Regions from separate parts of the Homo sapiens genome. Here region 1 is linked to region 2. The links are chromatin contacts, found by Hi-C or POLR2A ChIA-PET in ENCODE. All regions are on one chromosome and are shown on one strand. The core of a region is the stretch at or near the end of the contact, and the rest is flanking DNA. Distances in the headings are between cores, read along the strand shown. Region 1 overlaps ARSB (arylsulfatase B). Region 2 overlaps ARSB (arylsulfatase B).

What was found. Hi-C counts contacts between places; a loop is a spot of excess contacts on that map. ChIA-PET counts read pairs that join two places held with the same protein, here RNA polymerase II (POLR2A). Pooled maps may share reads with other maps.
Region 1: a map of Caco-2 shows a loop between it and region 2 (5-fold over the local background). The contact joins two enhancer-like sites. A Hi-C loop is called at or near these places in 4 of 168 maps with a recorded cell type or tissue (CD8-positive, alpha-beta T cell, Caco-2, Calu3 and 1 more) and 2 of 50 pooled maps. POLR2A ChIA-PET finds 5 or more read pairs at or near these places in 3 of 52 experiments (B cell, HEK293T and activated CD4-positive, alpha-beta T cell).

Annotation. Positions count from the first base shown.
Region 1 is chr5:78,966,928-78,971,891 of GRCh38, reverse strand. ARSB (arylsulfatase B) reads left to right here. Exons shown (of 8, transcript NM_000046.5): 2 at 2,700-2,886. Among named protein-coding and RNA genes, the nearest start is that of ARSB, 16 kb to the left of the region's middle. Within about 2 kb of position 3,398, at least 2 of the 41 ENCODE cell types and tissues checked have a DNase peak (open chromatin) inside an H3K27ac peak, as active enhancers do.
Region 2 is chr5:78,926,075-78,930,817 of GRCh38, reverse strand. All of the region lies in intron 4 of ARSB (arylsulfatase B), which reads left to right. Among named protein-coding and RNA genes, the nearest start is that of ARSB, 57 kb to the left of the region's middle. Within about 2 kb of position 2,962, at least 2 of the 41 ENCODE cell types and tissues checked have a DNase peak (open chromatin) inside an H3K27ac peak, as active enhancers do.

The DNA.
Region 1 (4,964 bases), core at 2,149-4,648, 41 kb before region 2:
TATGATTGACATACAATGAACTGTACACACTTCAAGTATACAATTCGATAAACTTTGATAGGTATATACCTGTGAAACCATCACCACATCAAGATAGTGAACTTAACTATCATCCTCAAGATAAACCCACTTTAACTTAACACTTAAGATATTCCATGTGGTTCTTTTAGGAGGATGTGGAAAGAGATCATGCAGTAAAGCAATAGCAGGTGCAATTCCTAACTTACTAAAGTTATTGAAGTTAGTGAGTTACTGAATGAAGTTACTGCCCGGGGTTACAAAGCTCATAAGTGATAAAGCCAGGATGGGATTTAATCCTCTGAGCCTTATGCTATTCCACTTTAAATTATAAGGCAAATAAAATACTCACAAACACTTATAAAAATCATTTGTTAGCAACAAGTTTCTTGCTCTCCACCTTATAGCTGATGAAGGGACCAGCCGTGGCCTGGGTTGAGAACTGGCACTCTTACCTCCTGTGTCCCCAGAGCCTGTTTATTCTATAAATCAAGAGCTCCCAGGGCTGGGGAAGGCTGGTGTCTGGTGCAGAGTTGAATTTGAGACCCCAGTCCCACTTTCTACAAAGAAGAGCATCTCCCTGGCTAAGCCAGGACAAGGAGGCAGGAGGTGTTAAGTTTTAGGGAAGGGTGGGACTGGGTAGACAAGGAGGGATACCCTGTCATGCCGCAGCAGGGGCTACAGTGGCACCCACCAGCACAAGAGCTGTGACAGGGCCAAACTGGGTTCTGGGCGGGCCTTTTGAACTTGTCTAGTAAGCTCAGGTCTCAGGGCCTTTGAAGTTTTTATTCCTTAGGTCTGGATTGCTCTTACCCCGGATTTCTCCAAGTCTCACTGCCTCACTTTATTCTGGTCACTGCTCAAATATCTCCTCTTCAGAAAAGGTTTCTTTCTTTCTTTCTCTTTTTGAGACAGGGTCTTGCTCTGTTGCCCAGGCTGGAGTGCAGTGCAGTGGTATGATCACAGCTCACTGCAGCCTCGACCTCCCAGGCTCAAGTGATCCTCCCACCTCAGTCTCCTTGGTAGCTGGGACTACAGGCACAGGCCACCATGCCTTGCTAATTTTTTCTATTTTTATTTTTAGTAGAGATGAGATCATGGCATGTTGCCCAGGCTGGTCTGGAATTCCTGGAGTCAAGCTAGCCTCCTGCCTTAGCCTCCCAAAGTGTTGGGATTGTAGGGATAAGCCACCCCGCCTGGCCCAGAGAAGCTTTCTTTTGCCACTCTATCACAAGTGCCACCTCTGTCACTGTCTCCCTCTCCTTCTTTACTTTTCCTCATGGCAATGATCACTGTTGGACATTAGAGTATCAGTTCTCAAACTTTTTGGTCTTAGGGTTTTGCACTTGCTTAAAAATTATTGAGGACCCCAGGGAGCATAGATTTAAATGGGTTGTTACCATTCAAAATTTGCCCCATAAGTTAAAACAAATTATAAATTTTTTTATTCAATGAAAAATAGTAATAAACCCACTATATTAACATAAATAACTTATGAAAAAAGCTCTATTTTTCAAAACCAAATAGTTAAGTGAGAAGAATGGCATTGTTTTATATTTTTTGTACATCTTTTCTACTAATAGAAGTTTGCTAGGTTGTTGTATCTGCTTCTGCATTTAACCTGTTATGATATATTATTTTTAGTAAAAGTTGAAGAAAAATCTGGCCCCACAAAGATGTGTAGTTGGAAAAGGGAGGGCTATTTTAATATCCTTTTCATATAATTGTGGGTATTCTACTCAATATTACACCAAAAGTTAAGAAGTGGTCATTGCTTAAAGTTTAGTTGCTGTATGGACCTTATGCCCTGGGCATACTTGTGTGAGCCACTCCCAAGCAGCAGTCAGATGGCCGCTTTTTATAAGAAAAAGTTGAACACTCTCTTTTGAGATAATGATTTACATAAAGTAGAATAAAAAATGCAATAATCGTTTTATTATACTGTTAAATAACTCAGCCAGGCACGGTGGCTTAAGCCTGTAATCCCAACACATTGGGAGGCCAAGGCAGGCAGATCACCTGAGGTCAGGAGTTCGAGACCAGCCTGGCCAACATGGTGAAACCCCGTCTCTACTAAAAATACAAATAAATTAGTTAGGTATGGTGGTGGGCGCCTGTAATCCCAGCTACTCAGGAGGCTGAGGCAGGAGAATCACTTGAACCTGGGAGGTGGAGGTTGCAATGAGCCAAGATTGCGCCATTGCACTCCAGCCTGGGCAACAAGAGTGAAACTCCATCTCAAAACAAAAACAAAAACAAAACCACTTGTAAAAAAATCACCAAGTTTTCGAAGATTACAGAAGTGTCTTCTAATCAAACACCAACTTCTTGTGTGCCCAAAATTGGAACGCTTTTTTCTTGTTAGATTCACACCACATATTATTGCTACTTTTTTTGAGGCAAAAAGTAACAAGTTAATGGTTTCTAACATAGTGCCTTGATAAATATTGAAAATATCTGTTCGTTGGAATGGTTTTATTTGTCTTTCAAATCCTGTTTATGTCCACTACTTCATTTGAATAAGAGAATTCTGCCTTTCAGAAATATCCTCAAGCCAGTACAGGAATAGAGTTAAACATCCAAGTCAACAGATATGATCAGTAAGGTAGAAGGCCATTTTATCTGCTTGTTCACAATATTTCAATGTCATTAATCTATAATTTTATGTTTATCTCTGTAAGATCCGTACAGGTTTACAGCACCAAATAATCTGGCCCTGTCAGCCCAGCTGTGTTCCTCTGGATGAAAAACTCCTGCCCCAGCTCCTAAAAGAAGCAGGTTATACTACCCATATGGTCGGAAAATGGCACCTGGGAATGTACCGGAAAGAATGCCTTCCAACCCGCCGAGGATTTGATACCTACTTTGGTAATGGAAATGCACATGTTTCTTTAACAACTTAGACTAACTGCAGCCATCTCATAAAACACACCCAAGTGCAATCAAATGAAAGAACTGGATATTTGAACACAGAGTGAATCAGTCGGCACTGTAATGGGGCTGCTTTCTAATGTTACCTCTGTAAACAGGGCTCTGTGCTGACCTTATGGTGGGCAAACCCATTACCTTTGTTGGAGTTCTAAATGCCACCTTAGGGCCTTGCAAGAGTTTACTATCCACGTTGGAGACCGCTGTACTCTCAGAGACCCTTATTACCAAAAAGGGATATGGATTGATTTTTTATTTTTTTAATGCCTGGCAAAACCTAATGTAAGAATATTTCCAGGCTGGGTGCGGTGGCTCACGCCTGTAATCCCAGCACTTTGGGAGGCCGAAGCAGGCGGATCACGAGGTCAGGAGATGGAGACCATCCTGACTAACACGGTGAAACTCTGTCTCTACTAAAAATACAAAAAAATTAACCGGGCATGGTGGCACTTGCCCATAGTCCCAGCTACTCAGGAGGCTGAGGCAGGAGAATGGGCATGAACCCAGGAGGTGGAGCTTGCAGTGAGCCGAGATCATGCCACTGCACTCTAGCCTGGGCAACAGAGCAAGACTCTGTCTCAAAAATAATAATAATAATAATAATAATAATAATAATAATAATAATAATAAAATAAAAAATGAATATTTCCTTCACAAAGGTTTGGTGTGTTTTTTTCTCCCTGTGGAATGTATTCACAATTTTTCCTTTTTTTTTGAAGGGGGTGGGGGAAGACTCTTCCATTGGCATTCTTCCACCTGTGAAATCTGTTTTTGCAATCACAAAGTTGGGGAAGATAGGTTTTAAAAAACAAAGGAAAATGAGGAGGCCAAATAAATGGTAATAAGAAGGATAATAAGAAATAATAATAAGTATTTTATAAACTTGATAGCCCTATGAAACTAAATGTGAAACCTAGAGTTTGTTTTAAAATATGCCCTCTTTAAACCTGTAATAACCTGTGCCTGAATTAATAACCTGTGTATCTTGCCAGTAGCTATATATCTTTCTTTCAAGTTCTTTTTATAGTGAGCTATCTGTTTAGCTATTTAGCTACCTACCTACCTCCCATCTGTTCATTTATTTATTTACAACCCTCCGTAGCCAAAAAGGAACACATATTGAACATAGAAAGTTTAAACAGGATTAAATAATCAGGATGAGTAGAAAAAGATGGAATAGGTTAATGGCATCAAATTACAGAAAAGTTGCATGGCTCTAGGCTGTCTTCATATTCATCTCTGATATTTGAAATTTCTTTTTTTTTTTTTTTTATATACGGAGTCTCGCTCTGTTGCCCAGGCTGGAGTGCTGTGTCATGATCTCGGCTCACTGCAACCTCCGCCTCCCGGGTTCAAGCAGTTCTCCTGCCTCAGCCTCCTGAGTAGCTGGGATTATAGGTGTGTGCCACCACGCTCAGCTAATTTTTATATTTTTAGTAGAGATAGGGTTTCACCATGTTGGTCAGGCTGGTCTCGAACTCCTGACCTCGTGACCCACCCATCTTGGCCTCCCAAAGTGCTGGGATTACAGGTGTGAGCCACCGCGCCCAGCCTGAGATTTGAAATTTATTTGTCCGAAGAGGGAGAAAGAAAGGAAAAGACTATAAGAGTTACATTATTTACAAGATAAATGGAAACCAGATGTTCAGGAAAAGCAAAAGCATTTTCTGGCTCTTAGGCCTGACAGAAATTTCTCCTTTGGGAGAAGGAGAAGGTAAGGTGGACAACATCTTTAAAAATGTCATTTTAATAATACGTTAGGTGGTTTTCTTGTAGATGTTTTGAGGTATTTTCTTCTGTTCAAGCTAGGGCCAGAGCACCAAAGTGCAATTCAGTAAAAGTAATTATATGGGGGCCAAAACAATGCAGCTGAAGCACATGGCTCTGTAATGCCTCATTGGATTCAGGGTTAAAATCAAGATGCAAGGATGTCAGACAGGAGGGTGTGTGTGCCCCACTCTCATCCAGGTCCACCAGCAGACCTCACTACTCAATCTTAGCTTTTTTTTTTTTTTTTT
Region 2 (4,743 bases), core at 1,713-4,212:
AGATTGCCCCATCAGGCTTAAAAACAATAATAAAAATATATTTGAAAAAAATCCCCAGTCGCTTCTCTTGCTGTCTTTGGCAGTTAGGTACAAAGCATCAACAAAATGTTGTATACAGAAATTCTGCCTTCCAGGCTTGTTCCTTTCTTACAGAACAATCCTTAACCTTGTAGGACTCTTTTTTCATGTTTTCTTAATGAGAAAATATTTCAGAGATTATTGGCACCACAGGTTTATTCCTTTCCAGTGGTTTACACTCTTAACTGACTGTAATCTTTATGATCTTTTTTTGTATTTTTCTTTCACAGTATGGGCCATATCTAATCAGCCTCTCCTACCGTGACTATTCAAAGAAAAGGATCTTTTTTTCTTTTTCTTTTTCTTTTGTTTCCATCTCAGAACACTTTCTTGTCAATATCTTCTTTTTAAAAAATGAGGATTGTTGTAACAAATTTAGCAAACATTAAGAATGACATCCATTGCCGTGGAAGCTACCAAAAAAGTTATATACCTGTCCTCAAAATAGCCTGTGATCTGGTGAACTATTCAGATACATGCAAATTAGTCAAAATATAAAAGAAATAGAGGTGGGGAACAAAGGGAGTGCTGTGTTTGCGCTGACAGTGCTGGCCGTAGGTTGCCATTTTAAACTCCCACTTTGGTGTCCCCTTTTGTTTGAAGGTCCCTCTGGAGTCCAGAGGTAATAGAGCAGGCTGAGTAGTGGGGCCTAAGGAAAACTCAGGGCTGCAAATAACCCTGTGTACAGTGCATTCAGATCACATCTGTGAGTCGCTGGAGGGAGTGGCCTGACCGGTTGGTGTCTATGGTGGGTTGTGATCATCAGGCTGGTCCCAGGTGAGGTCACCTGACCACTCATTATTTTCTTTTTGGTAACAGAAATTAGTCAGTTAACAAGCATAACTTTAACAAGCATAACTCTACTTGTTATTTAAGACAATGTACTGTCCTGAGGAGTTCTGAAGATCAGTAAGATACAGTCTCCCTCTTTTTTTTTTTTTTTTTTTGAGACAGAGTCTTGCTTTGTCACCCAGGCTGGAGTGCAGTGGCGCGATCTCGGCTGACTGCAATCTCAGCCCCCAGGGTTCTAGTGACTCTCCTGCCTCAGCCTCTCTAGTAGCTGGGATTACAGGCACCCACCACCACACTGGGCAAATTTTTTTGTATTTTTAGTAGAAACGGGGTTTTGCTATGTGGGCCAGGCTGTTTTCTAACTCCTGTCCTCAGGAGAACCACCTGTCTCGGCCTCCCAAAGTGCTAGGATTACAGGAGTGAGCCACTGCGCCGGGCCAGTCTCCTCTCTTAAAGCACACCTAGAATCATGGTAGTGGTCTCTAATTCAGTGTGAGGCACAAGTCTCAGATTCCTCTGTGGGTGAAGAGGGGGTCAGGCAAGTGTGTGGTGTGGAGATTTCCTTTCCCGTGTCTGAGGCCATGATCCATCCCCTGTAAAGACTGTGTTGATTCCTTGCCCTCTAGACTGAAAATCACTTAGTATGAGAAGAAATGTTACCAAAGGGAGTGTGAATTGTGAAGGAGGGACCAAAAACATGTCAGGCACTAGTCTAGCACAATGCCTAGCAAAGAACTCGGGGACTGTGTGAGGTACAGGAGTATGCGTGGATTCAAGATTCAGCTACACATCTGCAGGAGCCACGGTTCCCCAGGTTAAGGGCAGAACAGAAAGATGAAGTCTGGACAGCAGAGGGGTCATTGAGGAGCTTCTTAGGGGAGGCGGGACATCCATTAAACTGTGCTTGAGTGATTGTTAAGATGTAGGTAGGCAATGGACACGGAGAGCAGGACGTTTTGGGCATGGGGAGTGAGCAGGGATGTAGGAAGAGGAAGTGAAGGTGTGTTCTGAGCATGTTGACTAGGCCTGTCCAGCCTTTGGTGTTCAAAGAGGCACACAAGACCACAGGAGAAATGGGGCACATCTTCCTGGAGTGTTCATTTTGCTTGAATATATAGAAGGGAAAATAAATAATTTATCTGGTTAATAATTTAAAACATTGTTATATTAAAACAGGCAAATTATGGAAGAGAATACAATTAATTTCATGGATTTTTGTTAAAGTTCAAAATCTCAGGTTTCCATTGTTTTCTTTTGATTCTTCGATGGAAGAATTTTAAATTCTTTAAAGGAGATCAACTTTATTCCTTCATTCACAAAAATAGCAAAAGCAGCCGGGCATGGCGGCTCACGCCTGTAATCCCAGCACTTTGGGAGGCCGAGGTGGGCGGATCACCTGAAGTCAGCAGTTCGAGACCAGCCTGGCCAACATGGCGAAACCCCATCTCTACTAAAAATATAAAAAATTAGCCAGATGTGGTGGTATGCCCCTGTAGTCCCAGCTACTCAGAGGCTGAGGCAGGAGAATCGCTTGAACCTGGGAGGCGGAGATTGCAGTGAGCTGAGATGGCACCACTGCACTCCAGCCTGTGTGACAGAGCAAGACTCTGTCTCAAAAAAAAAAAAAAAAAAAAAAAAAAAAGCAAAAGCAAATGGCAATCACAGTTGCCCACAGATCCTTACTTACATCATGAGGCACGAGCTATGGTTTCCCTTAGCTCCCTGTGGGCAGTGGGGAAGCAGTCTAGCATGTGGCCATGGGGTTTGCTTGGCTGTTAGACAGCCCTCTTCAGGTCCCAGGCCCTTTGGACCCATCATACTCATCCTGTGCTTCTTGACACTGGCAAATCTTGATGATGGTTAATGTGACTCCCCGAAGGATGTGCCTCCATCCCATGTGACAGATATGAAGTCTGTCTGCGCACAGTCTGGGCCATGGAGTCTGCACTCCTAAGAATGCACAGAGGCCTGGCTGCCTTGGTCTCTTGAGATAATGAAATTAAGAGTCTTCAGAGGCATTTCTTGAGTCTTCAATTTCATCTCCTTTCTCCCCTTCTGGTCCTAAGCATGACATTCCTGTCTCAGCTTTTTCTGGCCCCCTGCTGTCTCTGGATTCTGGTCTTGTGAGTTTCCTTTGTTTGGGTTGTGAATCATTAGGCAATTTAGATAACAGGTTCTGTTTTTCCTAGGCAGAGGCAAACTCCTCTGGTTCAAAGCTGCCTCTGGCCTTTTCCCAGCTTTGAGGAAGCTGCATACAGTCTCTCCAAGCTAGTGTGGCATCAGAGGCCAATCAGAGGCAGAATTGGTGGTGGGTGAAAGAGCCTCTAAGCCTTTCTTTACTATCTCTGTTTTGACTTCTATTCTTTCCGGTGTGTGTTGGATTGACCTAAGATTTTCTTTGTTAGAACACCAAACTGCCCAGTGTTATAGATAGTGTTTTTATACTTTATCTACTCATAAATTAAAGGAATTAAGAAAATGGCAGGAAGAGCTCAGTTATTCAATACTAAATAGTGCCCTGGCCTTCATTATTCAGGGGAGAAAAGGGCCTGGGTCTGTGCTGTTCAACAGGTAGCCACTAGTCATACATGGCTATTGAGCATTTGAAATGTGGTAAAGTTGAATTGAGATGTGCTGTAAGGGTAAAATACTGAATTTCAAAGATGATATGAAAAAATAATGAAAAATAATACCTCCATAATTTTTATATGAATTACATATTGAAATGATAATATTTTTATATATTGGGTTGAATAAAATATATTATTAAAATTAATTTCAGCCAGGCAGGCGTGGTGGCTCACGCCTGCAATCCCAGAACTTGATCACTTGAGCCCAGGAATTAGAGACCAGCCTTGGAAACAGGGTGAAACCCCATCTGTACAAAAAGATACAAAAATTAGCTGGGTGTGATGGCACATGCCTGTGGTCCTAGCTACTCGGGAGGCTGAGGTGGGAGGATTGACTGAGCCAGGGAGGTCAAGGCTGCAGTGAGTGGTGATCATGCCATTGCACTCCAGCCTGGGCAACAGAGCAAAACCCTGTCTCAAAAAAAATTAATTTCAACAGTTTATTTTTATCTTTTCATGATCTGGCCACTAGAAGATTTTAAATTACATTTGTGGCTCACATTTTGTTTCCATTAGACAGTGCTGCTTTAGATGGTAGCTTCATAATTGCAGTAATTCATACCTCTTGAGAGTTCTCCAGGGATTATTTTGTTGAAGATTTTCTCTTGCAATGATCAGGCTGGGTGAGAATAACACATAGTAGACTGTAAGAGTCTTCAAGGCAAAAGCTGTGTCTGTTTAATGTACTTTGGAGGCAGGAGTAGTAAAGTCATTTTGCTTAGGAAACTCATAAACTGGCTTCGAAGGCAATTCCAAAACCAGTTTTGAGCATCATCTTTGAAATAAGGGTATTGCCTCCCAGTGACTCCATTGAAAGATGCAATTCATTTGGTTGCATAAGACTGGGGTTGGAATGTTAAAGAAAAAAAAAAAGTGGGGGAAGCAAGTTTCATTTCTTATAGTCCATACCTCCAGTGGGGACTCAGCATGTAGAAAGGCACTTGGACAGGAACCACGATCATACCTATTGTTATTTCATCAATGCAGAATGCAACATAATGGAGGCAGAATGGGGAAAGAAAGCCTTTCCAGCTGCTTCAAAGAAAACCCAGATGCTTAACTTGTTTGCTGTGATGTGCTATCCTTTCTTCCTTGGTGCCAGAAGAGAAATTATTACAACATATAAAAAATAGGATTATGGCCGGAAGAAAAGTTATTATAACATACAACAAATAGGATTGTGGGATCCTGAATATGTTATTCAGGATCCATATTGTAAAACATATTTTCTTTGAAATTTTAA